2 separate regions of the Homo sapiens genome follow, and region 2 is linked to region 1. Evidence: read pairs that join two places in POLR2A ChIA-PET (ENCODE). Cell type or tissue: HepG2. All regions are shown on one strand. Each heading gives the region's core, and the rest is flanking DNA. Links, peaks and the distances in the headings are about the cores only. Region 1 has its middle 13 kb from the start of HCG9. Region 2 has its middle 20 kb from the start of HCG4B.

What was found. ChIA-PET counts read pairs that join two places held together with the same protein. Peaks named below come from ENCODE experiments on the same cell type or tissue, not always from the same donor. Only the 100,000 strongest peaks of a DNase experiment are listed, where the experiment ranks them.
Region 2: POLR2A ChIA-PET joins it to region 1 with 15 read pairs; 3 of 35 experiments call an interaction of 5 or more read pairs at or near these places.

The regions. Positions count from the first base shown.
Region 1 is chr6:29,956,466-29,967,470 of GRCh38, forward strand. It overlaps the pseudogene HLA-W. Among named protein-coding and RNA genes, the nearest start is that of HCG9, 13 kb to the right of the region's middle. RefSeq lists enhancers at 8,486-8,630, 8,610-8,905 and a cis regulatory region at 8,553-8,563. In HepG2, for the core only: no CTCF peak of the experiment used is centred there; DNase peaks (open chromatin) are centred at 8,556, 9,696 and 10,116; H3K4me3 peaks cover 1,624 bases.
Region 2 is chr6:29,898,941-29,915,703 of GRCh38, forward strand. It overlaps the pseudogene HLA-T, the pseudogene DDX39BP1, the pseudogene MCCD1P1 and the pseudogene LOC353008. Among named protein-coding and RNA genes, the nearest start is that of HCG4B, 20 kb to the right of the region's middle. In HepG2, for the core only: no CTCF peak of the experiment used is centred there; a DNase peak (open chromatin) is centred at 9,301; H3K4me3 peaks cover 362 bases.

The DNA of each region.
Region 1 (11,005 bases), core at 8,399-10,898:
CAGGCGCCTATACCGGATTCCATTTTCAGTTCAGGCCCAAATCCCCGGGGGTTGGTCGAGGCTGAGGCGGGGCTCCGTCGAGGCTGAGGCGGGGCTCAGCGGCCTGGGCTGACCGCAGTCGCTGGGAATGGGTCTCACACCCTTCAATGGGTACACAGCTGCGACGTGGACTCGGACTGCAGTCTCCTCAGTGGGTATGAACATACCCTATCACGGCGCCAGTTACCTCGTCCGAAACCAGGAACTGCGCTCTTGGACTGCAGCGGACAAGGCGGCTCAGATGCCCTGGCGGAGGAACAGGCAGAGCTGCTCAAAACCTACCTGCAGGGAAGGTGGGCGGAGTGGCTCAGCAAAGTCCTTAAGAATGGGAAGGAGAGGCTGCAGTGCCCAGGTACCAGTGGCCACGGGGTGCCTCCCTGATCTCCTGCAGATCTCCTTGAGTCACATTCCAAAAGAAGGGAAGGAAAATGGGACCAACGCTAAAATATCCCTCTCCCTCTTGTGAGGAGGAAGAGTCCTCCCGGGTTTTCAGATCCTATACTAGAGAGTGACTGAGGGCCTGCCCTGCACTCTGGGACAGTTAAAGGATGTAGTCTCTGAGGGAAAGGAGGGGAAGACAATCCCTGAAATACTGATCCGCGGTCCCCTTTGTCCCCACAGCAGCCTTGGGCACCAGGAATTTTCCTCTCAGGCCTTGTTCTCTGCCTCACACTCAATGTGTATTTGTGGGTCTGATTCCAGCTTTTTTGACCTCGGCCTCCGCTCAGGTCAGGACCAGAAATCTCTGTTCCGGCCTCAGACACTAAAACTTTCTAAGGAATAGAAGATTGCCCCAGGTGCCTGTGTCTAGACTGGTGTCTGAGTTGCTCCCTTCCCCACTTCAGGTGTCCCGTCAATTTTCAGGATGGTCCCATGAGGTGGAATGTCCCATGAGGAATGCAAAGTGCCTGAATTTTCTGACTCTTCCCCTCAGAACCCCAAAGACTCACATGACCCACCACCCCATCTCTGACCATGAGGCCACCCTGAGGTGCTGGGCTCTGGGCTTCTACCCTGTGGAGATCACACTGACCCAGTAGTGGGATGGACAGGACCAAATGTAGGATGCAGAGGTTGTGGAGACCACACCTGCAGGGTACAGAACCTTCCAGAAGTGGGCAGCTGTGGTGGTGTCTTCTGGAGAGGAGCAGAGATACACATGCCATGTGCAGCACGATGGGCTGCCAGAGCCCCTCACCCTGAGATGGGTAAGGAAGGGGATGAGGGGTCATGTCTCTTCTCACGGGAACTAGGAGCCCTTCTGGAGCCCTTCAGCAAGGTCAGGGTTTGAGGCCTGATGGTCAGGGCCCCTCACGTTCCCCTCCTTTCTTACAGCTGTCTTCCCAGCCCACCAGCCCCATCATGGGCATCGTTACTGTCCTGGTTGTTCTTGGTGCTGTTTTCACCAGAGCTGTGGTCACTGCTGTGATGTGAAGAATAAGAGCCCAGGTAGGAAAGGGGTGAGCTCCGAGTTTTCTTCTTCCATTGGTGGATTCCCAGCCCCAGATGGGAGTTGGCTTGTATCCTGCCTAGTCATGAGGCACCATCTCTGTCTATCAACACTTACTCTTTTGTAAAGAACTTGTGAAAATGAAGGACAAATTTATCACCTTCATTGGAGTCATGGGAACCTGACTCCCAGCAGTCACAGGTCAGGGGAAGGTACCCGCAGAGGACAGACCTCACTAGGACAATTAGTCCAGTTTCAACACATCCTCTTACCTAGGGTTTCCTGATTCTGACCTGGGTCTGCAGTCACAGTTCTGGACACTCCTCTGGGATCTCATGACCCTGCTTCCTCCCTGGCCTTTCACAGTTTATTTTCTTTCCACAGATGGAAAAGGAGGCAGCTATGCTAAGGCTTCATGCAAGTGTGGTAGGGGTGGGAAGAGTGATCCCTGAGATCCTTGGGATAGTGTAGACAGGAGCCCATGGGGGAGCTCACCACCCCAAAATTCCTCCTTTAGTCACATCATCTGTGGGCTCTGACCAGATTTTGTTTTTGTTCCACCCGAAACAGGGACAGTACCCAGGGCTCTGATGTGTCTCTCAAGGCTTGTAAAATGACAACTTAGGGGGCCTGAAGGGAAGGAGGAGTTGGGGCATAGGGGACACAACTAGGCTCTGGAGATTCTTTGATTTGGAATTTTTCAGGGTGTGGTGGGCTGTTCAGTGTCACAACTTACTATGACTGATCTGAATTTGTTCATGACTATTTTTTTTCTAAGACTGCCTTGTGAGGGACTGAGATGCAAGATTTGTTCATGCCTCCCCTTTGTGACTTCAAGGGCCTCTGTCTTCTCTTTCTGCCAAGGTGTCTGAATGTGTCTACATCCCTGGTATCATGTGAGAAGTGGGGAGACCAGCCCACCCTCATGTCCACCATCACCCCTGATATTGTTTGGATCTGTGTCTCCACCCAAATCTCATGTTCACTTGTAATCACTAAGGTTGGAGGTGGCACCTCAGGGAGGTGATTGGCTCATGAGGATGGATCCTTCATGAATAGTTTAGGACCATCTCTTTGGTGCTGTTCTTGTGATAGTTCTCACAACGTCTGGTGTTTAAAAGTGTGTGGTACCTCCCTGCTCTCTCTCCCTCCTACTCCAGGCTTGTAAGTCATGCCTACTTCCCCTTAACCTTCCAGCATGATTGAAAATTTCCTGAGGTCCTCTCATAAGTTGAGCAGATGCCAGAATCATACTTTCATATAGCCTGCAGAACCATGAGCCAATTTAAACCTTCTGTCTTTATAAATTACCCAGTCTCAGGTATTTCTTTATAACAGTTGAGAATGAATAATTCAGAAAATCGGTACCAGAAGTTGGGTACTGCAATAAACGTAGCTGAAAATGTGAAAATGTCTTTGGAACTGGGTAACAGGTAGAGGTTGGAAGAGTTTGGAGAGTTTAGAAGACAAGAAAATGGGGGAAAACTTGCAACTTCCTAGAGGTTTGTTAAATTGTTGTGACCAAAATGCTGATAGTGATATAGACAATAGAGCCCAGGCTGATGAGGTCTCAGATGGAGATGAGGAACTTACTGGGACCTAGAGAAAAGGTCACTTTTGTTATGCATTGGCAAAGAACTTGGAGGCATTCTGCCCCCTCCTTAGGGATCTGTGGAACTTTGAACATGAGGGTGATGATTAAGGGTATCTGATAGAAGAAATTTCTAAGCAGCATAGCATTCAAGATTTGGCTTCCTGTTGTAATAGTCTATGCACATATGTGTGAGCAAAAAAATGATCTGAAACTGGAACTGATATTTAAAGGGGAAATTTAATATCCAGGACAATTCCCAGTGGAGCTGCAGGAGCAGGACCCCTATCAGGACTACTAAATGGTGGAGCCACTGGCAATGTGCAAGCTCAGCTTGGAAAATCCATAGGTATTCAATTTTCACCCATGAGAGCAGCTATATGGGTTATGTTCAGCAAACCCAAGGATGTGGGGCTGCAAATGGCATTGTGAGCCCACCACTTGAACCAGTGTGCTCAGGATTCAAGATATAGGGTCAAAGGAGATTATTTTAGAGCTTTAAATTTTAACATCTTCCATGATGAGTTTCAGCTTTGTGAGGACACTGCATTCATTTCTTTTGGCCCATTTATTCCTTTTAGAATGGAAATGTATAAGAAATGTCTCTTCCACTCTTGTATTAATATTTTAGAAGTAAATAACCTTTTTAAAACTTTACAGGCTCACAGCTATAGGGACTTACCTTGAGTCTCAGATGAGACTTTGGAATTTTGAGTTGATGCTGGAACAACCTAGCACATTTGGGACAATTGGGAAATTATCATATTTTGCAATGGGAGAAAAACATGAGCTCTGGCTGGCTAGGGACAGAATGTAATGATATAAATATTTACCCCCGATACCTCATGTTAAAATCTGACCCCCAGTGTTGGACGTGGGGCCTAATGGGTGCTGTTTGGGTCATGGGGGCCAATCTTTTATGAATAAAGAGATCCTGTCCTCTCTCGCAAGTGAATGAATTGTTACTCTTTTAGTTTCCAAGAGAGACAGTTGTTAAAAAGAGCCTGGCAACTTCCTAAGCTCTCTGTTCCTCTCTTACCGTGTGATCTCTGCACATACCAGCTCCCCTTTGCCTTCTGCCATGAGTGGGAGCAGCCTGAGGCCCTCACCAAATGCTCAAACATTTCCAGACATCAGAATCCCAAGCCACATGAACCTTGTTTATATAAATTAGTCAGTCTCTGACATTTCTTTATAGCAACACAAAATGGAATAAGACAGCGCTCTCATCACAGGTATGTGTCTCTGGCATTCAGCCCCCATTCTCAAGATATCCAGGGTCCGCTCAGCCATGAGTCCTCTCATCAATATTCTAACTCTTATCACTCAAGAGATTCTAAGGTTTTTAGGAGAAACCAGGGACAAAGACTAAATGTTTTTGTTATACCTCAGATTACCCGCTTTTCTTTGACCACATATCTTTTATAGGAAAAGGATTATAAAAGTAAAGAGGTATTGGCGTATTATCAGAGTCTCATTCAGTCATTCAAAATTAGAACAGTTCACCATCCTCTCGTATGAATATGTCTCCCAGAATGAAGTCACTCAGGTTTGCAGACACCACTCAACCTTACCAGGCTCCAAAAACAAGAATGGTCTCAAGGACATATGGCTTCACTCTTTTAGGCACCCAGTATAATTGACCTAAGAGACAATATCTTCTCTTGCTCACAGCACTTTTGAGGAGTTAAGCTAATATTGAATTTTCCTCATTATATAACCCTTTGATTTAGTCACTTACCCTCAGCCATTATTCCTCCTTCTGTCCCTTTATATCAGTCTTTTCCAGTTTTAGAGGTGACATCAGGTTTGTCTGCTGTGCTGACCTAGACTGCAGGCAGCAATAGTATTCTAGCATGCCTTCCCTCGGTCTACTCTTGGTCATAGAGGGTAGGTTATGTAGGTAAGGAACTAGTGGGGGCCATCTGACCACCAGGCTATATAGCTCTATTTACTGTTAATCCTGACTTTGCCAGATGAAATGAAGGCATAGCACCATCTTTGAGTTGCTTGAGAATTCTTATATAAAGATGTAAATATATAGTTATGGTTTTTGGCTTAAAGATAATTCCTGTTTCTGGCACTTTGATTTTCATCCCTATTCCTGGTACCACTGCATCACATATGAAAAAAGAAATTTGAGGTGAAGCGTAGTCATTATTCCAGCATCCTCTCCCCTTCAGAAGAATTGTATGTATAGTCATAACAGCATCATCCTGATCCATCAGGTAAAAGAGAGGAAGCTATCTAGAGGAGTCACTCTTGCAGCCCCACCCATGTGGACAGTGAGCACATTCATGAAGATGTAAAAGCCAGTCCTTCATGTTTATATTGCCCAACAACTATATTGCCAGTTTTTAGACAAACAATGCTTCAACTGACCATTTCAATTTTCTATCAAAGTTTTCTTCTGAGGAGGACATCTCCCTGTGCATTGTTAGCCATTTGAGGCTGTAAAGTGTGTTTTCTTGCGTAAAGAAATGGGACTCAGCAGTCCACATTGGTGCAATCTCTTTTTTTCTGGTGATTTCATAGCCCTTGAAGCATTGACCTCTTCCCCTGGTTGAGCATAGCCCAATCCAGAGTCAGTGACTTTCCTGTCAAGATCCCTTGGCAGCTCCTTTGGGGTTGCTGCCATCAGTCTGGCTTGCCAGCCATGTATGATCAAAGCCTTCCCACTAGAGAATCACATAGCCATCTGCTGCCTCTGTCTGTTTTCTTGACCAACAGTCAAAACAGAGATGATAAGAAATGAGATAAATTACCAAAATTGTGAACAAAAGAGAGATTATCACTAGTGACCCTTTAGAAATTCAAAAGCATTATAAGTGAAGACTCTGAAAAACCTGAAGTCAATAAGTTAGACCACTTAGATAAAATGGACAGATTCATACAAAGATAGAAATTGCCAAAACTGACTCAAAAATAACTAGAAAACCTGAAATAAGGAAAAACAAAAAATAATAATGTATTGCTTGCTGTTTTATCTGGCCTAAAAAGCCCATTTGTCAGCCTTCAGTCCTTTGGCCTAAGTTTAGCTCAAATAAGGACTGTATATGCCAAGCTTTAATTCTCTATGTGAATGATAAAACCCCATCTTCACAAGAGGAGATGGGTTATGCTGTTTGTTGGATTAGTGAATTAAGCCCCGTGTTCCCCCTTAAAGAGAAATAAAAAGAGCATAGTAAAGAGCCCTCACCCAGTGAAAAGCCCTGGGATCCCCTAACACGCTTGCCCTACACCCTATACATCTCACAAAGTAGAGGACAGGGAGATCAGGGGGCAAAAGGAAGGTCGGAGGAAAAGGATTTGGGAGGTCATGAAGGAGCTAAACCCAATGCTCCCTTAAATCCTTATCCAAACTTGAGGAAAGAATTAGAACAATGTAAGGAAGGACAAACCTGATAAAAACAAGCAATGGGGAAAGGATTCCCGATTTAATAAATGGTGTTGGGAAAACTGGCTAGCCATATGCAGAAAACTGAAACTGGACCCCCTCCTTACACCTTATACAAAAATCAACTCAAGATGGATTAAAGACTTAAACATAAGACCTAAAACTGTAAAAACCCTAGAAGAAAACCTAGGCAATACCATTCAGGACATAGGCATGGGCGAAGACTTCATGACTAAAACACAAAAAGCAATGGCAACGAAAGCCAGAATTGACTAATGGGATCTAATTAAACTCAAGAGCTTCTGCACAGCAAAAGAAACTATCATCAGAGTGAACAGGCCACCTATGGAATGGGAGAAAATTTTTGCAATCTGTCCATCTGACAAAGGGCTAATATCCAGAATCTACAAAGAACTTAATTTACATGAAAAAAACAAACAACTCCATCAAAAAGTGGGCGACGGATATGAAAAGACACTTCTCAAAAGAAGACATTTATGTAGTCAACAAACATATGAAAAAAGGCCCATAGTCACTTATCATTAGAGAAATGCAAATCAAAACCACAATGAGATACCATCTCACACCAATTAGAATGGCGATCATTAAAAAGTCAGGAAACAACAGATGCTGGAGAGGATGTGGAGAAATAGGAACGCTTTTACACTGTTGGTCGGAGTGTAAATTAGTTCAACCATCGTGGAAGATAATGTGGCAATTCCTCAAGGATCTAGAACCAGAAATACCATTTGACCCAGCAATCCCACAATCCCACTACTGGATATATACCCAAAGGATTATAAACATTTTACTATAAAGATACATACACACATATGTTTATTGCGGCACTGTTCACAATAGCAAAGACTTGGAACCAATCCAAATGCCCATCAATGATAGACTGAATAAAGAAAATGTGGCACATATACACCATGGAATACTATGCAGCCATAAAAAGGATGAGTTCATGTCCTTTGCAGGGACATGGATGAAGCTGGAAACCATCATTCTCAGGAAACCATCAGCTACGTGTTCTCTGGGTCTCTCAGAGAAAGACCCACAAGAACAGAAAACCAAACACTGCATGTTCTCACTCAAATGGGAGTTGAACAATGAGAACACATGGACACAGGGAGGGGAACATCACACACTGGGGCCTGTCTGAGGGTAGGGGGCTAGGGGAGGGATAGCATTAGGAGAAATACCTAATGTAGATGATGAGTTGATGGGTGCAGCAAACCACCATGGCACATGTATACCTATGTAACAAACCTGCATGTTCTGCACGTGTATCCCAGAGTTTAAAGTATAATAATGATAATAATAATAAATTGGATTTGTAAGTGTGCCTTTAACAAGTACTGAGGTTAGGAATTTTAAAAAGGAAATGAGGCCACTCTCGGAAGATCCCCTCAGTTTAGCAGAACAGCTAGATCAATTTTTAGAACCAAATTTTTATACTTGGGCTGAGATAATTCAATCATGAATATTCTGTTTACTGGGAAAAAGACGGGAATAATTAGAAGGGCAGCCATAATCATTTGGGAGAGACAGCAGCATCCTCCTGGGTAAGGAGTCCTGCCAGCTAAGCAGAAATTCCCAAATGCAGATCCTGGATGGGATAATAATGACCCCAGGGATCGGGTCCAAATGCAAGACCATAGGGAGCTAATAATTAGAGGGATTATGCAGTCCACTCATAGGACACAAAACGTCCCCAAAGCATTCAAGATCCAACAACAAGAAGAGGAGACTCCCTCTGCATTTCTGCAGAGGCTCAGGGATCAAGTGAAAAAATATTCAGGATTAAATCCAGAGGACCCAGTAGGGCAAGGCCTTTTAAAGGTTAATTTTGTAACTAAAAGCTGATGTAATATTACTAAGAAACTGCAAAAGATTAACGGATGGAATAAAAAACCAATTAAGGAAATACTGAGGGAAGCTCAGAAAGTTTGTGTGTGTGTGTGAGAGAAAGAGAGAGAGAGAGAGTTAAGCTGCTATACCTGAAGGAAGAGAGAGCCAGCGGCACAGCTGTGTGTGGCAGCTGGCTTCTAAAAGCTGTTGATAAAGGTTACTGCTGAGTCATTTCCGCAGAGCTGCCTGTTTTTGCAGACAGACAAGGGGAGCCAGGGCACAGCACGGCTCGGCTCATGCCCAGAGAAAGAGGAAGAAGCTGAGTGTGAGACAGAAAGGAAATGGGATGGCAGAGAGAGAATAGAAGAGGAAAATTAGCAAGAGAGACTAAAAGAGACAGAGATCAAAGAGAAACACAGAAGGTAAAACTGGGGAGACAAATAATGTAAAAGGAAAAAAGAGTACAAGACAAAGTGAGAGAATGCTGAGAGGTTGGCAGGGCTGGGGGAAGTTTCTGGGGACTTAAGCAACAAGGAGGTGCAGGGGAAGGGTGCATGCAGTGCGTGGCCACTGAGGAACGACAAAACCCGGGAACTGGGGGATGGATGCAAGTGAGAAAGGGATGTGGAGGAGAGTTTAGGATCAGGCTGCCTGAGGTGTAATGGGTTGCCTACAGCAAAAACTAGATGGCTGTTTATCAGGAGGTGGTCAAAAGGATTCAAGTTATGGAAGAGTAAATGAATAAGATAACATTAAGGTTTTGTTGTTGTTTTAGTGAGAGGCTGGAAGGCCACCAGGGGCAGTTAGCTGTCAGTAAGGCAGCAGAAGGGCTGGGGTCGCTACATAAGGAAAATCAGTACTAGGGCTGTAAACTCAAATGACTACAGGGCCAGCAAATAATAAAAAGGAGGGCTGCAGGGCTGGGTGGGAACTGTGGCGGCTGCTCAGCTCTTCTTACAGTGCTGGCACTGTGTTTTCAGATTGTCTGCTTTGTCAGAGGACAAAATTCTGACTTTTTATGTAAAATATAATTTTAAAATGCTGATATTCTGTTCAAATAACTTAAAAACCCAAAACAGGCAAAAGAGGATGCCAGTTTGCAATCCCTGAAGTAGAGAGAGCTCGTGCTGGGGAAAAGTCTGCCAAAATGCTTTAAGGTGGAATGTGTAAAAGTTCTGTTTCCCAGAGTCGGGCTGGGCCAGGGGAGGATCCTTGCAGCCCAGGAGGAGGAAAAGCCACTAAGTCCCCTCCCAGGGCTGGACAAACTGGAGACCCTTTACAGTTGCTGGGTCACCAGTGGGGGTTGCTTGAAACACAAACAGTGCACCTCTAGGCCTGCCACGGAGAGGAACGGTGCCTTTGAAGCACAAAAAAAAAAAAAAAACAGGAAGGGAGGGCGGAGCCAGAAATGCCTTTTCTAATGAGAGTACCCATCAGGGAAGGCTCCATAGGCTGGCAGATCTTCAAACCAGCAGCTCTTGGCCCAAAGCCAAACCCAGCAGGGCCCGGCCAAGGGCACTCTGGGATGCCAGCTGATCAGTCCCTTGCCTCCCCAAGACCTCCTGGGGTCAATGGGCCCTCGGGAGGTGACTAAACTAACACCAGCCAGTTTCTTATGAAAAGGAGAGGAGAATAAGAAGGCGTCAGAGTATAACTGTTTAGATATCACAGAGTATCAAACTAAAGTTAGTACCAAACCTTAAAGGAACTCTACTACATAATGGGATGAGGTTGTTTATGAATGGGTCATCCTGAGTAATAAATGGTAAAAGACACAATGGCTGTGCTGTCATGAACAAAAACAAACAATCCTTATGTGAAAAAGTTAAATTACTCAATAACTGGTCAGCCCAAACCTGTAAATTTTATGCTTTTAACCAAACCCTAAAGCTCCTAGAAGATCAAGAAGACACTATATATACTAATTCCAAATATGCCTATAAAGTAGTACACACCTTTGAAAAAATCTGGACAGAGCAGGGCCTAGAAAATAGCAGGGCAAAATAATTGGTACATGGGGAACAAGTTTTAGAAAGCCTCCTGTTTCCAGCAGAGACAGCCATAGTTCATGTAAATGGCCATCAGAAAAGAAACACTATAGAAGCTGTAGGGAACAGGCTTGTGGATAAGGCTGCTAAGCAAGTCTCCCTGGAGGAAAAATTTAAACTGTTTAGCCCAGATATCCCTAAGGTGATATTAAAACCCCAATTTTCAAAAGAGGAGGAAAAGCTAGGCAAGATAGGAGCCACTTAAACTAAGAATGGAAGGTGAGTGCTCCCTGATGGGAGAGAAATAATAAACAAACCCATAATAAAAAATCTAATGTTGGCCGGGTGCGGTGGCTCATGCCTGTAATCCCAGCACTTTGGGAGGCGGAGGCGGGTAGATCACAAGGTCAGGAGATCAAAACCATCCTGGCTAACACAGTGAAACCCTGTCTCTACTAAAAATACAAAAAAGTAGCCGGGGCGTGGTTGTGGGTGCCTGTAGTTCCAGCTACTCGGGAGGCTGAGGCAGGAGAATGGCATGAACCCAAGAGGTGGAGCTTGCAGTGAGCCGAGATCGTGCCACTGCACTCCAGCCTGGGTGACAGAGCGAGATTCTGTCTAAAAAAAGAAAAAAAAAATCTAATGTCTATATTGCATAAGGGAAGTCATTGGGGTCCCCAGGACAT
Region 2 (16,763 bases), core at 8,193-10,692, 58 kb before region 1:
AGACTCTGGAATTTTGAGTTGATGCTGGAACAACCTAACACATTTGGGACAATTGGGAGAAGATTATTATATTTTGCAATGTGAGAAGAACATGACCTTTGGCTGGCTAGGGAGGGGATGCAATGATATAAACATTTATCCCCTGATACCTCATGTTAAAATCTGATGCCCACTGTGGGACGTGGGGCCTAATGGCCACCATTTGGGTCATGGTGACCAATCTTTTATGAATAGAGAGATACTGCCCTCTCTTGGGAATGAATGAATTGTTGCTTTATTATTTTCCAAGAGAGCTAGTTGTTAAAAAGACCCTGGCAACTTCCTACTCTCTCTGTTCCTCTGTTACCATGTGTTCTCTGCATATACCAGCTCACCTTTGTCTTCTGCCATGAGTGGAAGCAGCCTGAGGCCCTCACTAAATGCGCAAACATTTCCAGACATCAGAATCTTGAGCCACATGAACCTTGTTTATATAAATTAGTCAGTCTCAGACATTTCTTTATAGCAACACAAAATGGAAAAAGATAACACTCGCATCACAGGTATGTGTCTCTGGCAGCTAGCCACCGTTCTTAAGATATCCAGGATCCACTCAGCCAAGAGTCTTCTCATCAGTACTCTAAAGACACTTATCACTCAAGAGAGTCTAAGGTTTTTAGGAGAAACCAGGGACAAAGTCTAAATGTTTTTGTGATAACTCAGATTGCCCACTTTTCTTTGACCACATATCTTTTACAGGAAAAAGGATTGTAACAGTAAAGAGGTATTGGCATATTATCAGAGTCTCATCCATTCATTCAAAATTAGGCCAGTTTATCATCCTCTTGTATGAATATGTCTCCCAGAATGAAATCACTCAGCTTTGCTGACAACACTCAATCTTACCAGGTTCCAAAAACAAGAATGGTCTCAGGGACATACAGCTTCACTCTTTTAGGCATCCAGTATAATTGACCTAAGTGACAATATCTTCTCTTGCTCACACCACCTTTGAGGAGTTAAGCTAATATTGAATTTTTCTCATTATATAACCCTTTGATTTATTCACTTGCCCTCAGCCACTATTCCTCCCTCTGTCCCTTTATATCAGTTGTTTCCAGGTTTGGGAGTGACATTAGGTTTGTCTGCTGGGCTGGCCTAGACTGCAGGCAGCAATAGTATTCTAGCATGTCTTCCCTCAGTCTAGTCTTGATCATAGAGGGTAGGTTATATAGGTAAGGAACTAGTGGGGGCTATCAAGACCACCAGGCTATATAACTCTACTTACTGTTAATCCTAACTTTTCCAGATGAAATGAATACTTGAGAATTCTTACATAAAGGTATAAAAATATAGTTATGGTTTTTGGCTTAGGGATAATTCCTGTTTCTGGCACTTTTATTTACATCCCTATTCCTGGTACTATGGCATAACATATGAAAAAATAAATTTGAGGTGAAGTGTAGTCTTTATTCCAGCATCCTCTCCTCTTCAGAAGAATTGTATGTATCGTCATAACAGCATCGTCCTGATCCATCAGGTAAAAGAGAGGATGCTACCTAGTGGAGTTATTCTTGCAGCCCCACTCATGTTGACAGCGAGCACATTCATGAAGATATAAAAGCCAGTCCTTCATGTTTATATTGCCCAACAATTAGATTGGCAGTTTTTAGACAAACAATGTTTCAATTGACCATTTCAATTTTCTATCAAATTTTCCCCTGAGGAGGACATGTCCCTCTGCATTGTTGGCCATTTGAGGCTGTAAAGTGTGTTTTCTTGTGTAAAGAAGTGTGACTCGGCAGTCCAAATTGGTGCAATCTCTTCTTTTCTGGTTCTTGTATAGCCCTTGAAGCATTGACATCTACCCCTGGTTGAGCATAGCCCAATCCAGAGTCAGTGATTTTCCTGTCAAGATCCATTGGCAGCTCCTTTGGGGTTGCTGGCATCATTCTGGCTTGCCAGGTATTATGATCAAAGCCTTCCCACTAGAGAATCTGTCACATCTCCATCTGCTGCCTCTGTCTGTTTTCTTGACCAACAGTGAAAAAAGAGATTATGAGAAATAAGATAAATTACCAAAATTGTGAACAAAAGAGAGATTATCACTAATGACCCTTAGGAAGTTAAAAAACATTATAAGTGAATACTCTGAAAAACCTGAAGCCAATAAGTTAGACCACTTGGATAAAAAGGACCAATTCGTGCAGAGATAGAAATTGCCAAAACTGACCCAAATTAACTGGAAAACCTGAAGAGAACTGTGAACTAAGTCAGAAATTGAAAAACCTTCTCAAAAAGAAATGCCAAAGCCCAGATATCTTCACTGGTGAATTCTATCAAATATTTTGAAAGCTCTTTCAGACAAGAAGAGAGGAGGGAAGACTTTCCAGCCCATTTACAGAACTGGCATTACCCTCATATCAAAGTCACAGCAAGACTCACAGGAAAAGAGTGCCATACACCAGTGTCACCAATAAACATAAATGAAAACATCCTTAACAAACATTGGCAGATAATACAAAGCCACATAAAAAAGGATTACACTCCATGACCAATGGGATTCATCCCAGGAACATATGGTTGGATTAACATTTGAAAATCAGTTCATGGAATGCACTGTATTAATGGAAAAAAAGACATAATTATCTCAAAAGATGCAGGAGAAACAGTTGACAAAAATGTTAACATCACTCATGTTCATAAGTTTCAACAAAATAGGAATGGAGGAGACCTTCTTCACTCTGATAAAGGGCGTCTATAAAAAACCCACAGCTAAAATCAAACTTAATGAAGAAAGACTGAAGACTGAATGCTTTTCTCCTAAGATGGGGATCAATGCAAGGATGTCCAATCCCACCACTTTTATTTAATATTATACTGGAGATTGTAGCCAGTGCAATAAGGCAGAAAATTAAAAATTAAAGGCATCCAGATAAAAAGGAAAACATACAATTCTATTCACAGATAACATGACCCTGTCTGTAGAATTCACAAGCAGATAAAAACTGGCTAGCACTAATAAATGAATCCAGAAGGGCCCATAGGATATCAAATCAATATAAAAATTAATTATTAACATATTTCTCTATAGAAGCAATGAAAATCTCAACTTTCCTATCACAGTAGTTACCAGAAGAGCGAAATAGGAATAAATTTAGGAAGACAGCAGTGTTTGTTCACTGAAAATAAAAAAACATTCCTCAGAGAAATTAAAGGTCTAAATAAATGGAGAGATGCGAGTTGGAAAGCTCGATAATACTGTTAAGATGGCAGTTCTCCCCCAGTAGATCTATAGGTTCAACACAATCCCTATCAAAATCCCAGCAGGGATTTTATAGAAAATTGACAAAATAGGCCGGGCGCGGTGGCTCATGCCGGTAATCCCAGCACTTTGGGAGGCTGAGGCGGGCGGATCATGAGATCAGGAGATCCAGACCATCCTGGCTAACACGGTGAAACCCCGTCTCTACTAAAAATACAAAAAATTAGCCGGGCGTGGTGGCAGGCTCCTCGGGAGGCTGAGGCAGAAAAATGGCATGAACCCGGTAGGCAGAAGTTGCAGTGAGCGGAGATCGTGCCACTGCACTCCAGCCTGGGTGACAGAGCGAGACTCCGTCTCAAAAAAAAAAAAAAAAAAAAAGAAAAGAAAAAAAGAAAAGAAAATTGACAAAATAATCCTAAAAATGTATATGAAAATGCAGAGGATGCAGAAGGGCCAACACAAATTTGGAAAAAAAAATGGAATGTCATATGAAACTACAATAATCCAGACAGTGTGAAACTGAGAGACACAGAGATCAATGAACAGAAGTGAGAATCTAGAAAGATATTCTTACTTTTTTTGTCAGTTGATTTTCAATGAAGTTGCATAGGTAACACAATGTTACATTTAACACCATATAAAATATCAGCTCAAACAAATTAGAGACCTAAACAGCTAAAATTTATGAGTTAAAACTATAAAATTTCTAAAAGAAAATACAGGAGAAAATTTTTGTTACTTTGGGTAGTTAGGCAAAAGATTCTTAGTTAAAATACCAAAAGCATGATCTACAAATAAAAAAAAGAGAGAGAGAAATTGGGCTTAGTTAAAATTTAAAACTTGAGTGCTCCAAAAGACATTGAGAGAATGAGAAGACAAGCTATAGACAGGGAGAAAATATTTCACAATTTATCACAAATTACATTTGTGTTGAAAAACATGTTTCCAGAATAATGTGGCAAGTTCTTAAACTCAATGTAAGAAGATGAGCAACTCAACTGAAAATGAGCAAAACACACAAATATGCTCAACTGACATTTACAAAAGCACAAAAACAATTCAATGAAGGAAGGAGAGCTTTCCCAACAAACGGTGCTGGAGCAACTGGACAACCACAGTGGAAAAAAAATAAGCTGAGCCCAAACCTCACGCTTTATACAAAAAAAAAAAAAAAAACCTCAAAATGAATCACAGGCTTTAATGTAAAACACACAGTTAAAATTACAAACATTGAGCCAGGTGTGGTGTCACAGGCCTGTACTCTCACCTACTCAGGAGACTGAGTGGGAGGATCCCTTGAGCCCAGGAGTTCAAGGCCAGCCTAGGCAAGATTTTTTTTTAAATAAATAACAAATACATTAAAAAATTAAAATTACAAATCTTTTAACAAAAAGCCATCAGAACTAAGACTAGACAAAGAGTTCTTACACATAACACCAAAAGTATGATCCGTAAAAGAAAAAGTTACTAAACTGGATCTTTTCAAAATTAAAACTGTTGCTCTGTGAGAGACCTATGAAGAGCATAAAAAGACAAGCTACAGAATGAGAGAAGATATTTGCAAACCACATATTCAATAAAGACTTGCATTCACAATATATGAAGAAATGTAAAAACTCAACAGTAAAAATGAAATCCAAATAAACAATAGGCAATGAGCAAGACATGAACAGACGTTTCACTGAAGAGGATAAACACCAGGCTAACAAGCAGATGAAAAGACACTCAACATCACTATCCAGTAGGAAAATACAAATGAAAACTGCAGTGATGAGAATGGCTGAAATACAAAATAAAGGTAGCAACAGATGCTGGCAAGGTTACAGAGAAACTGGATCATTCATATTGCTGGTAGGAATGGATTTTAAAATGGTACAGCCACTCTGGAAATGGATATTGCAGTTTTCTTCAAACTGAACATGCAATTTACCATATGACTAGCAATTGCCCTCCTAGGCATTTATTTCAAACAAGGGAAAACTTTATGTTCATGAAAAACCTGTATACAAATACTCTTGCAGCTTTATTCATAATACTCCTGGAAGTAATTATTCATAATTACTTCCATAAACTGGAAATAATGCAATTGTCTTTCAGTGGGTGAAGGAGATCTGCTGGTTGAACTCATAACTGAGTCTACACAAGTGCCCTTTCTCAAGACTACTATCCTGCTTCTCTTTGCATATCTCCCATTTTCTCACAAAGAATATTAAAGACATGTACTCAAGGATCAAAATTTAATGAACATAAATATTTTACTGCTCCATCAAAGGCATTCTTAAATGGGACTGCAGTTTGGAGCCACTGCCTTGGTTCTGCTAAGGTGCTGGGTGTGCTACCGACCTTGGCATTTGCAGCATTAATGGAAAAGTCAACATAATGAAACAGGCAAATGGCATCTTGGTATTACTGTGAAAACAGGTTTCCCTCCAGGACTCTCTGAAGGCAGCTCAGGGGGCCATACTTTCAAAATGGCAGAGATCAATTATGGTTCCTAGTGAGACCCAACCCCTAGCCTATTCAGATTCAGCACTCTCTCTCGCTCTTTTTTTTCCCTCATTCTTCCAACTTATAATTGTATATATTTTCAAATGTGCAAAGAAGCTGAAAGAATAGTGCAGTAAAATTCAAGTTATCACTCTGATATATCTGATTAATATCTCTTTATATGCATGAAAGCAGCGTGTGGAATGATAGACAATAGAGACCCAGAAGGGTAAGAGTGGTTGGCAGTGGGTGTATCGTAGAGGAGTTTCTTGTTGGGGTCAATGTATCTGTCTCCAGTGCTGGATGCACTGAAGGCCCTGACTTTACCACAACTCAATATAGCAATGTAGCAAAACTGCACCTGTGCCCCATAAATATATACGAATTTAAAAATTTAAAAATAAAATAACATCTCTCTTTATAGATACAGGTAGACATGTTTGCATAGCATGTGTGTGAATGTGTGTGTATGTGTGTGTAGAGAGGCAGCAGGAATGAAGAGATTAAGCTTTTGTGACTGAGCCATTCTAAAGTAACAAACATAAAACACGCATGGATAAATGTCTATGTGACAACAAACCTGAATATAAACATGAAAGAATATGTCTATAAACATATCTCTGGCTAGATAACCTATGAAAGAATTCCCTACCCCAGCTCCCTTACTGGTTACCCTGTGAACACAGGCAGGCAGGGAACAGGACCCAACTAGGTTCCCTCATCCTCTTGCTTCCAGGCAGGTCCTGCATCCACTCCTGCTGCACAGAGGGCTCCCATCCCTGCCTTGGTCGGTTTCACAGGTGCTCCTCTAACTCTCTCTGCCACCACTGCCTTACCTGGGTGGAGCTGAGGCTGCCCTGACCAGGAACAGCACCACCCATCTGTGCCCCAAGACCAGGAAGTTAGGGGGAACCACGCAACAGAGTCAATAACTATCCCACCTCCCCAGTCAGTCTGAACTGATGGCGGGAGATGCTGATGCTTGCTTATCCTCATTCCCCGTTTATTTATTCTTCATTAATTCAATCCAAACTCCCCTCAGTCTGAACTGATGGTGGGAGATGCTGATGCTTGCTTATCCTCATTCCCCGTTTATTTATTCTTCATTAATTCGATCCAATCTCCCCAGCAGTCACTTCACCCAGGAAGCAGACTGACCTCTGCTCTTCATAATCAGGAAACCCCAAAGCACTCTTCATCACCTCCCTGATATCACCCTTCATCTCTACGTCATCACATGTGGGCTCTAACTCTGAAGGCAGGTGTCCTCCCACAGGGTCAACCCCTGAACATTGGCCCCAGATGTCTCCCCATCTCTTCCCAGCCCTTTCAGTACTGCTGTGAATCTGTCCCTCACTGAGAACTGGCGGGGCGATGTGGGGGAGGAGGGGAAATTTCTTGGTGCTGTGTCAAAGCATCAAGACAGACCTCTCCTTCTCTCCTGAACCTCACACTCTATCCCTTCCCAGACACTTGAAATAAAACACAGACCAGAAATGTTTATTTAAGAGTCAGCACAATTTCTTTTTCTAGACAAGTTTCTCTTATTCTCAGGGCTCAGCCATGACTGTGGGTGACCAAACAACTATTCACAAAGGACAGAGCTCACTTCAATGCCAGCTTATGAATCCACACCTTGCCACCTGCAGAGGTGGAAAAAGGCACCTAAATCCACGATCCAATAGTTCTTCCTGCCCTTAACTCCTCACACACATCAGGACACTTGGAGAGTGTGGAGGGCACCCAGGGTGCATGGTGGCAGTGGAGGCCTTGGGAAAACTGGCCAGGAAGCCAAGATATGCACCTCAGGTGACTACATTTTTTTACTGTTCTGCACTTGCTGGAGAATGACCCCAAAAGATAAGATCAATTTGTTGACTACCAACTTATTTGGCTGAGCCATGGACATGGAGCAGATGAGCATTGCCTTTACCTACGACATGCATGAGGATTCTGAGACCTACCTGCAGCAGTTAAGCCCCACACCCAGAGGGACACCCACTCTCCCACCTCCTTACTTTCTGTATCTTTTCACACTTTACATCCTCATCCTTCCCTCTGGGAGTCTTCCCTCTTTGGGTCTTCTAGTCCTATCCTACCCTCTATCCCCTTCCAGGTGGCACAGGGCTTGACCATCACATTTGTGTCAGGTGACAATAATGCCAGAATCCTCAGTATGGGCAGCATCGCTTTGAGGTGAGTGATAGTGAGCTGCCTGATGAGACAGACATCTCCTCCACAGTGAGTGCTGATGTCATGAAGCCCTTTAGGTCTTCCTAGTTCCTTAATATGTTTGTCTTCAATCCTGTCATGGGCACCTGATGCATAATGGACACTTGGCTGGTTCATGCACCCTGGTCTTTGATGCTGTGTTGGGATGTTTTTCTGACTGTTATGTGGGGTATCTGTTTTCTTTCATCATATTACATCTCTTTCCCCACTCCCAAGTCTGTCCTCTAAATCCACACAGTACACCAGCATCTGCATGTGTGCTGTGTGTTCCTGCCTCACTTTTTCCTTTTCATGCCTTATTCTCACCATGCCACATTTTCCCCTCAGTTGAACAGACACAGTAGGGGACTAGCCCATTCTGGCATGTGACCACGCTTCAGGAGGAGACTGCAGGTTGGGGGTGAAGGAGACTCTACTGACCCCACCCCTGACATCCTCTTCCCCCACCCCCTGGCTTCTGTCCTCTGCCTCAGCACCACTCCTGAACCCCCATTCCTGATTGTCAGAATTTTTAACATAACTAAAAATGAAACACAAGTGCCTCTGCATTATGTGTGGGTGCTCTCTCCCTTTATTTTATTTGGGGTGAGGTTATTTTAGGGCATGGCCCAGGGTAAATTCCTGCAAGGCCTTGGTGCCCTGCTGTGAGGTCAAAGAGGGATGGGACTAAGACTGCAGAGCCCTGGCTCCCCCACTACCTGCCAATTGCCAGCCCTTTGTGGGGTCTCTTCTGCTTTCTCTGGCCTGGGAGATGCTGGGGTGTTTCTGATCCTGGGGTTCCTGGGGGGTGGTGCACATTAGTTCCAGGCATGGAGGGTGCTGTGGGCACTGCTGGGAAGCTTGGCTGTCCCCTCCCAGGCTCTCTCCTCCCAGGCTCTCTCAGTGCCTCCTCATCTGTTTCTTTAGCTTTTGGATCTTGAGCACCAGGGCCCGGGCCCCCACCCACTCCTTCCCTTCCAGGAGGGCCTGGTCCAACTCCAGCTGCTGTGCAAGCAACTCCTCGGCTTGGGCCAGCTCAGCTGTGTGGGGGGCTCAGGGCCCTGGTCAGAGGGAGTGGAGGAGGGAACATCAGCCAGGGTAGAGGGGTTGAGGCCCTTGGAACCTGTGTTGCAAGATCTCATGGTAAGTGAGGAATTCGACGTTGTTTTCTCTTTTTCCAGCCCATTAGCTTAAGTCCACCTGTACTGAGAATCCCAGGGAGCAACCTGTCCTGGGCATAGGCCTCTGGAGGGCAGATACAGATCCCTGGCTCAGGGGCTATATCTGGATGCCTTGAATGAGGATGTGGGGTCACTGGAAAGAGACGACCAGGTGTCTGTCCCCACTAATAAATGATTAACTGTTAGATGAGGGGGAATTCCTGTTCAAGGACTCTGGACTGTGCTGCTCTGGGCAGAGGGAGGGCTGGAGAGAGGGAGCCCGGAGGGCTGGGTTGGGGTGGGGGTGGAAGGAGCTGAGAGTTGGAAATAGGCAAAAAGCTGCAGAGGTGAGGGTAGTGCAGGGTGGGATTGAGAGAATTTCCCCCGACTACTGTACTGATCCCTTCATCTCCTCCACCCGAGCACTTGGAGCCACCTAGGGGGTGGCCTCATCTTCCCACTGTCCCAGAAGCTGTTCTGCCCTTCCATACTTGCCTTGGAGTTTTGGGAGCAGCATGTTTATGAGCCCTGGGGTGCCAGGGACCAGGAGGGCAGGAGGAGGTGAAGAAAACAGCACCGAGAGAGCCAGGGGAGTGGGAGGACTGTGGCAGGTGAGGCAAAGAGCTGTCTGAGCCGCTCAGCAGCCTTCAGGAGGCTCTCTCCAGGCCTGTCTTCACTCCAGTGCCTGGCCCTACCCAGGCCCCCACTCCTACTCTGCTCTCAACCTGGCCCCAGACAGGATCCCAAACAACTCCTGTTCCTAATGTGAAAAATGTTTCTGCCGCTTTAGGCAGAACTTGCTTTAGAGCACTGGCACAGCCTTCCGCCGGTCGTGTGTCTGATTCTCTTGGCACTGTGCCTTTTTTCACTTATTCTTCTGCAAGGAAGGAATTATATCACTGGTTGGGTGAGGCAACTGGCTCAGATGGGTTCATTGAGCACTCACCCGCTGGGAGAGTGTCTGTCGGGGCCAGCTATGGCCAAGATGTGTCCAAGGCTCTATAGCTAGTTGGTGGAAAGGCCTGGAGGGTTCATATTCAGGTCCACCTAACTTGAAAACTTATATTGACCTTACTTAAGTACTGATTCCCCCTTTATAATCCATGCCGCAAACTTCATTGTCTTATTTTAAGAAGTTGCCATAAGAGCCTTTAGCAACCACCCTCCTGATCAGCCAGCAATCATCAACATTGAGGCAAGACCGTGCCCCAGCAAAAAGATTAAGATTAGCTGAAGCCTCAGATGATCCTTAGCATTTTTGAGCAATAGAGTAATTTTAAATTAAGGTATATACATAGTTCTTTTATACATAATGCTATCATACACTTAATAGGCTACAGTAGAGTGTGAATATAACTTTTCTATGCACTGGAAAAACAAAAATTTGTGTGACTTGTTTGTTGCCATGGTCTGAAACCAAATCTGCAGTGTCTCTGAGGTACGTCTGTAGTTTCCCTTTCTCTCTTCCTGCTGGCCCGGAATGACCTTGTTTCTTGCCCCTGTCTAGCCCTGCATGCTGCAAGGGTTTGCCTTCTCTGGTAGGTCTGGGAACTTTGCATCCTTGTAACCTTGGCTCCTGGCATACGACACTGGTACCAAGCTCTGTTGGACTAGTGAGCCTCCTCCCCACACACCTCCTGAACTAGAACCAAAGCTCTGTGCATGCACCGTGCATGTGTGAGCCAATGACAAGATGTTGTCTTCCTGCAGGTGTTCTGAAGGAATGTTCTGTTGTGACTGGAGGACACAGCCACGGGCCCCCCAGGCAGAAGTGGCTCAGAAGGGAGTGGATGGCCCCGGTTTTGATCATCTGGGGACAAGAAGGTCCTGAGATAAAAACCCATGTTTTGGAAAACAAAACTGCCTGAGACTGAAAAGTGGCTAACCAATTCGCTATCTGGGACATCACTGCACACTGGGATGGAAGATGGCTTCTGCCATGGTGTAGGGTCCTGGACCTAGACAAAGAGGCCTTCCTATGGCTCAGTGCTTCTGAAGCACCTTTAAATGAGGCCAAAGACCTCATGTTCATGATTAGCTGACTTGTTCCCACTCAGTGGAAAAAAAACCCAGAACTTTTGCAAAATTTTAGGAGAGAGGGATTTCCCTCTTGTCTCTTAGTGCTACGGTTATGCATGACTCATACTTGAATTGCAATGTGTACACAGCTTAAGGACTTAACTATTAGAATACAAGAGGCCCAAACTACTGTTGTTATAGATATGTAAAACTATATGGTATAAGGTTAAACAACCCACAACTAATTAACAGTGAAGATAAATTAACTACATTGCAAATTTAAAACAAGATTAGCAGCCTTTTAGAAAAAAAAACAAAACACATGGGAGGTTGCAAAGGCAATCTAAATGATACTCTAATAAAAATCCTTCATGAAAATGACATTTCAACCATCTGAGTTTCTGCTTTAAGTTATGAACTCCAGAATGGACTAACACCCAATAATTTACAGTAGGGAGGTCTAAGCCACAAAGAAAGGTGTCAGGGCAGACCTGAAACCTGGAATGAACACGCCCCCTCTCTCAGGGTAATGAGTAAATCCTCTAAGACCCGTTCTATCTCAGACAGACCATCCACTCATAAGGAGGTCAAAAACAAGTTCCACACAGCACTGAGACACAACCACCTCATTGTCCTCACCTCCACGGACAGAGCCCAGGTGAGAGCCACCCCTGCTCCTCCTCCCTCATCTCCCACAGCCTCAGCACCATTGTCTGCGCCGAGTCCACCAGGACTCAGCTCATCATGTCCTTTCCCTGTTTGTGTCAGTGACACTGGGTCCCCCACATACTCTGCACTCACATCCCCACAAGGCTCTGAACACCACTATTCTGTCTCCCCAACCTCCTGAACCACAGAAATCTTCCCAGTGCACCCCCTGGAATCTCAGTCAATGATCAGCAAAACCTCCACACCCTCCCTCAGGATGTTCCTGCACCTCACAGCTCCAGCAGCAACCTGGTCTCCCTGAGGACATGACCCCCTCCAAAGTCCTCCCACATAGGGGAGTTTCCCCCATGGACTTGTACCCCTGGGTTCAGAGGTGAGGTGGGGTCCTTTCTCCTCACTGTGGTTCTCAGAACTTTCTGCCTCCCTCCTCCCTAAAACCCCTAAGCTGTCATCAGATTAGACCCCCATTCCCCTCATTGTAGCCATTCCCTGTGGGCCCCTGGCCTTTCCTCTCAATCCTGACTCTTGTAGCTCTTGGTTCACTGTCACCCTCTCCAGCAGTCTCCTTGACTGTTGATGACTTCAACATGTGGTGGGTTGAGTAATGGTCCCGAAAGAGGTCCAGTCTTAGTCCTTGGAACCTGTGAACAGGTTGCATTACATGGTAAAAGGGACTTTACTCATGTAATGATGATTAAGGACCTTAAAATAGGGAGATTCTCCTGGACAATCTGTGTGGCCCCAATCAAATCAAATGAGCCACTAAAAGCAGAGAACCTGCCCTGGCTGGAGTCAGATTCTGCAGAGGAGGAAGGCAGAGGAGACATAGAAGAGGGGAGGTCAGACGTTCCAAGCAGGAGGATTGGATGTGCCTTAGGCACCATGTGTGAGTAGCTGAAAGAAGATTCTAGGAGCTAAGGGTGGCTCTTAACAAGGAAGTGGAAACCTCTGTTCTATGTGCAAGAAAGTGAATTCAGACAAGAACCTGAATGAGCTTGGAAGTGGATTCTTCCCCAGAGTCCCCAGGAAGGAACACAGACCTGCCCATACCTTGACCTTAGCCCCATAAGACTGTGCGGACTTGCAACCTACAGGACTGTAACATGATAATTAGGTGCTGTTTAAAGCCACTTGGTTTGTGGTAATTTTTATGGCAGCAATAGACACCTATACAGCAGAGAAGATGCCCTTGCTCCCTGGACTCTCAGATCCTGGAACTCCTCTCCTCCATGACCTTCTCCTCTCTCTGCCTGAATCTCATGCCCCTGTCATCCCCTAGGCCTCATCATGCCCAAGGACCCCAGCCCTTCCATACTCTCAATTTCACACTTCCCACTCTCTGGCCATCTTTCCACTCATCCCATGCAAGGTGGCCACAGGCTCTGAGGACACAGACTCTATCACTTTATCATATGCTGTGAGGTAATATCAGTGACTACTCATTGCATATGTGCCTGCATTCCAGGCTTGAAGTCCACCCTTTAGCACATCAATTCCAACAATCCTTCGACCCCCACCCTGGGAATACCAATCCAGTGATTCTGCCATCTACTCACTGTCCCTCATCGTTGGTGTCTTCTCTAACTTCATGACCCAAACCACATGGGGAGCCCCCACCAGGGCCAGCAATCACCCTCTCCCTGCATGGCTCACCCTCAGCCTCCTCCTGGCCTAGGTGACCCTTACACACCTTCTCTCTGTGCTCACACATCCAACCCTCCTTCCCCATTCTTATCTCAGCTGACAACCTTGGTTCCTACCTCACTGAGAAAACTGAACACATTAGAAGACAGATTCCATCACCATCTGCTCATGCATTTGCAGCTGCAACACATGTCAGGTGTTTTACCATGTCGGGGACTGTTGTGGGTAAACCATTCTGCTCCCAGCCAGAGCCAATCCCTCTTCTGGTGCCCCAAACATCATCCCTTATCATCTACTTAAAGGTGTCAGTTCATCAATTAATACCTTTTTTTCTCTTTATCATCAACCTTTTTCCTCTCTCCCCACTGGATCATTGTGGCAGTCATGAGAATGCACATCCCAGCCCCTCAGCTAGAGTAAGCAGAATTGATAGTGGCCTCAACTTTTGAATCCTGAAACCTATTGCCACATTTGCTCTGAGACCACACCTGCCCCCTGTCTTTTCCTGCCAATGACTGAGGAAAGCAGGGCAGAAACTAAGGCAGGAACATTTCTTCTCTGAAGGCTGACTGAAGCTCTAGGGCTTCCTGCCACGCTTACTGAACTTCTGTTAGCCTGCACAGGGTCTAGGATGCTTCCAGCTGACCTTCCTGCACTGTTTACCTCACTGGGGTTCAGAGTTGCTTTGTGGTCTGATGACATTCCCAGCATTTTCCGTCTGTGTCCTGAATTTCTCTCATAACTATTTCCTCCAATAAATCCTTGCACATTGAATACTGTATTGGGGTCTGCTCCTCAGGGGACCCTAACTAACACAAGTAGTATGAAGGGTGATCCATGAAAACAGGCAAAAATGAGAATTTGAAAAAAGCTTGCCCACTGCCTGGCAGGCCAAGAGGATGCCACCAGGGTTGTGGGAGACACAGAAATTCCATAGCACAGGATGCAGCTGAGCTGCTATGGGTCTCACCCGTGCTGAGCTGAGAGGATGCCCTGGTTAGGGGAAGCTATGGCAGGTGGGGTGATAGAATGCCCTGCACAATAATGACGGGGTTAGGGGGAAACCTACAAAGACAGTGGAGTTGGCTGGTTGCTGCTCAGCTGCAATGATGCCCTATGAAAGTATCATGAGAATCTGCAGATTGTTAACAGCTGTCACTGGCTACATGTGACAGCCTCTGCAGTGTCTCATGCAGAGGTCTTTATCTCTTGTAGCGAAAGGGCAGATACCGTGGAATGGTAGCTGAAGACATCATTATGAGGGCCACAGTGCTCCAGAGAGGTTTGCCACTCAGCCAAGGCAGGCCTGTTACAGGAAAGTCAGGACCCTGGTGGGGAAACCTGAGATTCTGCAAACAGGAACAGGGTTATCCGATGGGTGCCCTCCAGGATCCTCTGGGCATGCATAGGAGGCTCACCCTTCTCTAGTAATGGTTCCCACTTCCTATGCTGGAAGATGCTACAGAAGTCTCACCCCCATGATACAGCAGGAATCCCACTGAAGAGCTTTGCAGGAACTAGCTGGCACGTCCCCATAGGAGGCTGAGGAGCACTTCTGGGATTGGAATTTGAGGGTGTTTGATCAAGGAACCAGAATTTCAATCTGGAAGAATAAAAATCCTTTGGCTTGGAGGCACTTTCTCAAGGCATGGGTTTATCAAACACCCCAGGACTTTGATAAGCGGGGGGCCAAACCCACCGCTGGGGTGAATCCATATAGACTAGAAAAAATGATGCCTAACTCTCAACAAGGTAGACGTGACTTAGTTGCCCTGGAACTTGCACAGGATGGAATAACAAGGCTGAGGGAAGTGGGCATGGTGAAGGCCCACCAGTACCATGCTCCACAAGACAGTCCAAAGGAAACACCTTCCACCAGAGCCTCAGAAACGTGATGGTGAGAGGGACCTGCATCATTAAGAAGTGTCGGGGTGTTGTCCTCTGCAGGCTGGATGTGATGGTAGTAAAGATGACCCAGAGTTACATTTATTAATAACCCTGGGGAGAGTGTGGCCCTGAAGACACAAAGACCAAATGGTGGCAGTGACCTGAAAAAGCCAGAGGGCAGAGTTACTATGGCAAACTAAAAGGAGTAGCCAATAGGACTCAAGCTGCAGGGAATGTGGGGAAGGATAGTAGAGGGTGTTGTCCCAGGATTAGGACAGGAAGCCAACAAGGGCGCTGCTTGATATCTATGATAAGAAAGCAAGAATTGAGAAGCAGGAGGGTGAAGGTGTTTGACCCAATACAAAGTCATGATCCCATCCTCAATGCCTAGACCTCAGCCAAAGTTCAGATTCAGATCCCAGTGACAGAGGAGGAGTCCATATCCCTAGGAGGAATACCCTGCAACCCCGTGGAAGTAAATGCTGGCACAATTCCCTCAGTCCTTCAGCAAAGGAACCTATAGCCATTTACTCAGGAGATTGTACACTGGCGAAAGGAAAGATGCAGAACTGGTCAGATTATTGACACTGAGTGAGAGCTGACATTGATGCCCAGATGCCCACAGCACTATCATGTCTCCCATCACAGTGGGGCTTACGGAGGTCAGGGAGTAAACCTGGACACATTACAGCCCACAATGGAACTACTGGTTCCATAGACCCAGCCCTGGTTATCTTCCAATTCCCTGAGTACATAATTGACACTGATGCACTGTTAAGTGGAGTCACCCCCACACTGGGTCCCTAGTCTGTGGAGTCAGGACTCTCATTGTGCTGAAAGCCAAAGGGAAACCTCTGACGCTGCCCACATCCTGGCAAAAAAAAAAAAAAAAAATCATAGTGTGTCCCAGGGTGTGTCTTGAGGAAGACACTGAAAGTAATGTGGGAGTCACACCACCATTAGAGAGCTGAAGGATGTGGGATGGTGTTGGGGTTGTCTATTGTCTCTACATAATCCAGCAACCTGTCCCTGAGGAACCCTGATGAGGACTAAAGAATGAATGAGATTACTCCAGGTCTGGCCAAGCAGGAATTATAATTGCAGCTTTTATGTTGTCTGGATATCACTGCAGAGCAGAATAATAAAGCCTCGGGCACACAGCGTGCAGCTATGGATTTGGTGAGTGCATTTCTTTCCACTCCAATTAGAAAGGGGATATGGAGCGATTCACATCCATGTGGGATCCACAACACATTTATTTATAGTTTTTTCTCAGGGCTATTGTAACTCCCCTGCCCTATATAGTATGGTCTAAAGACAATACTAGACATACTGGATATTCTATAGGATATTAAATCAGCTCATTTCACTGACAACTTCATGTTGACTGCGGTGAATGAGCAGCAGGTAGAAAGTGCACTGGAGTCATTGGCAAAACACAC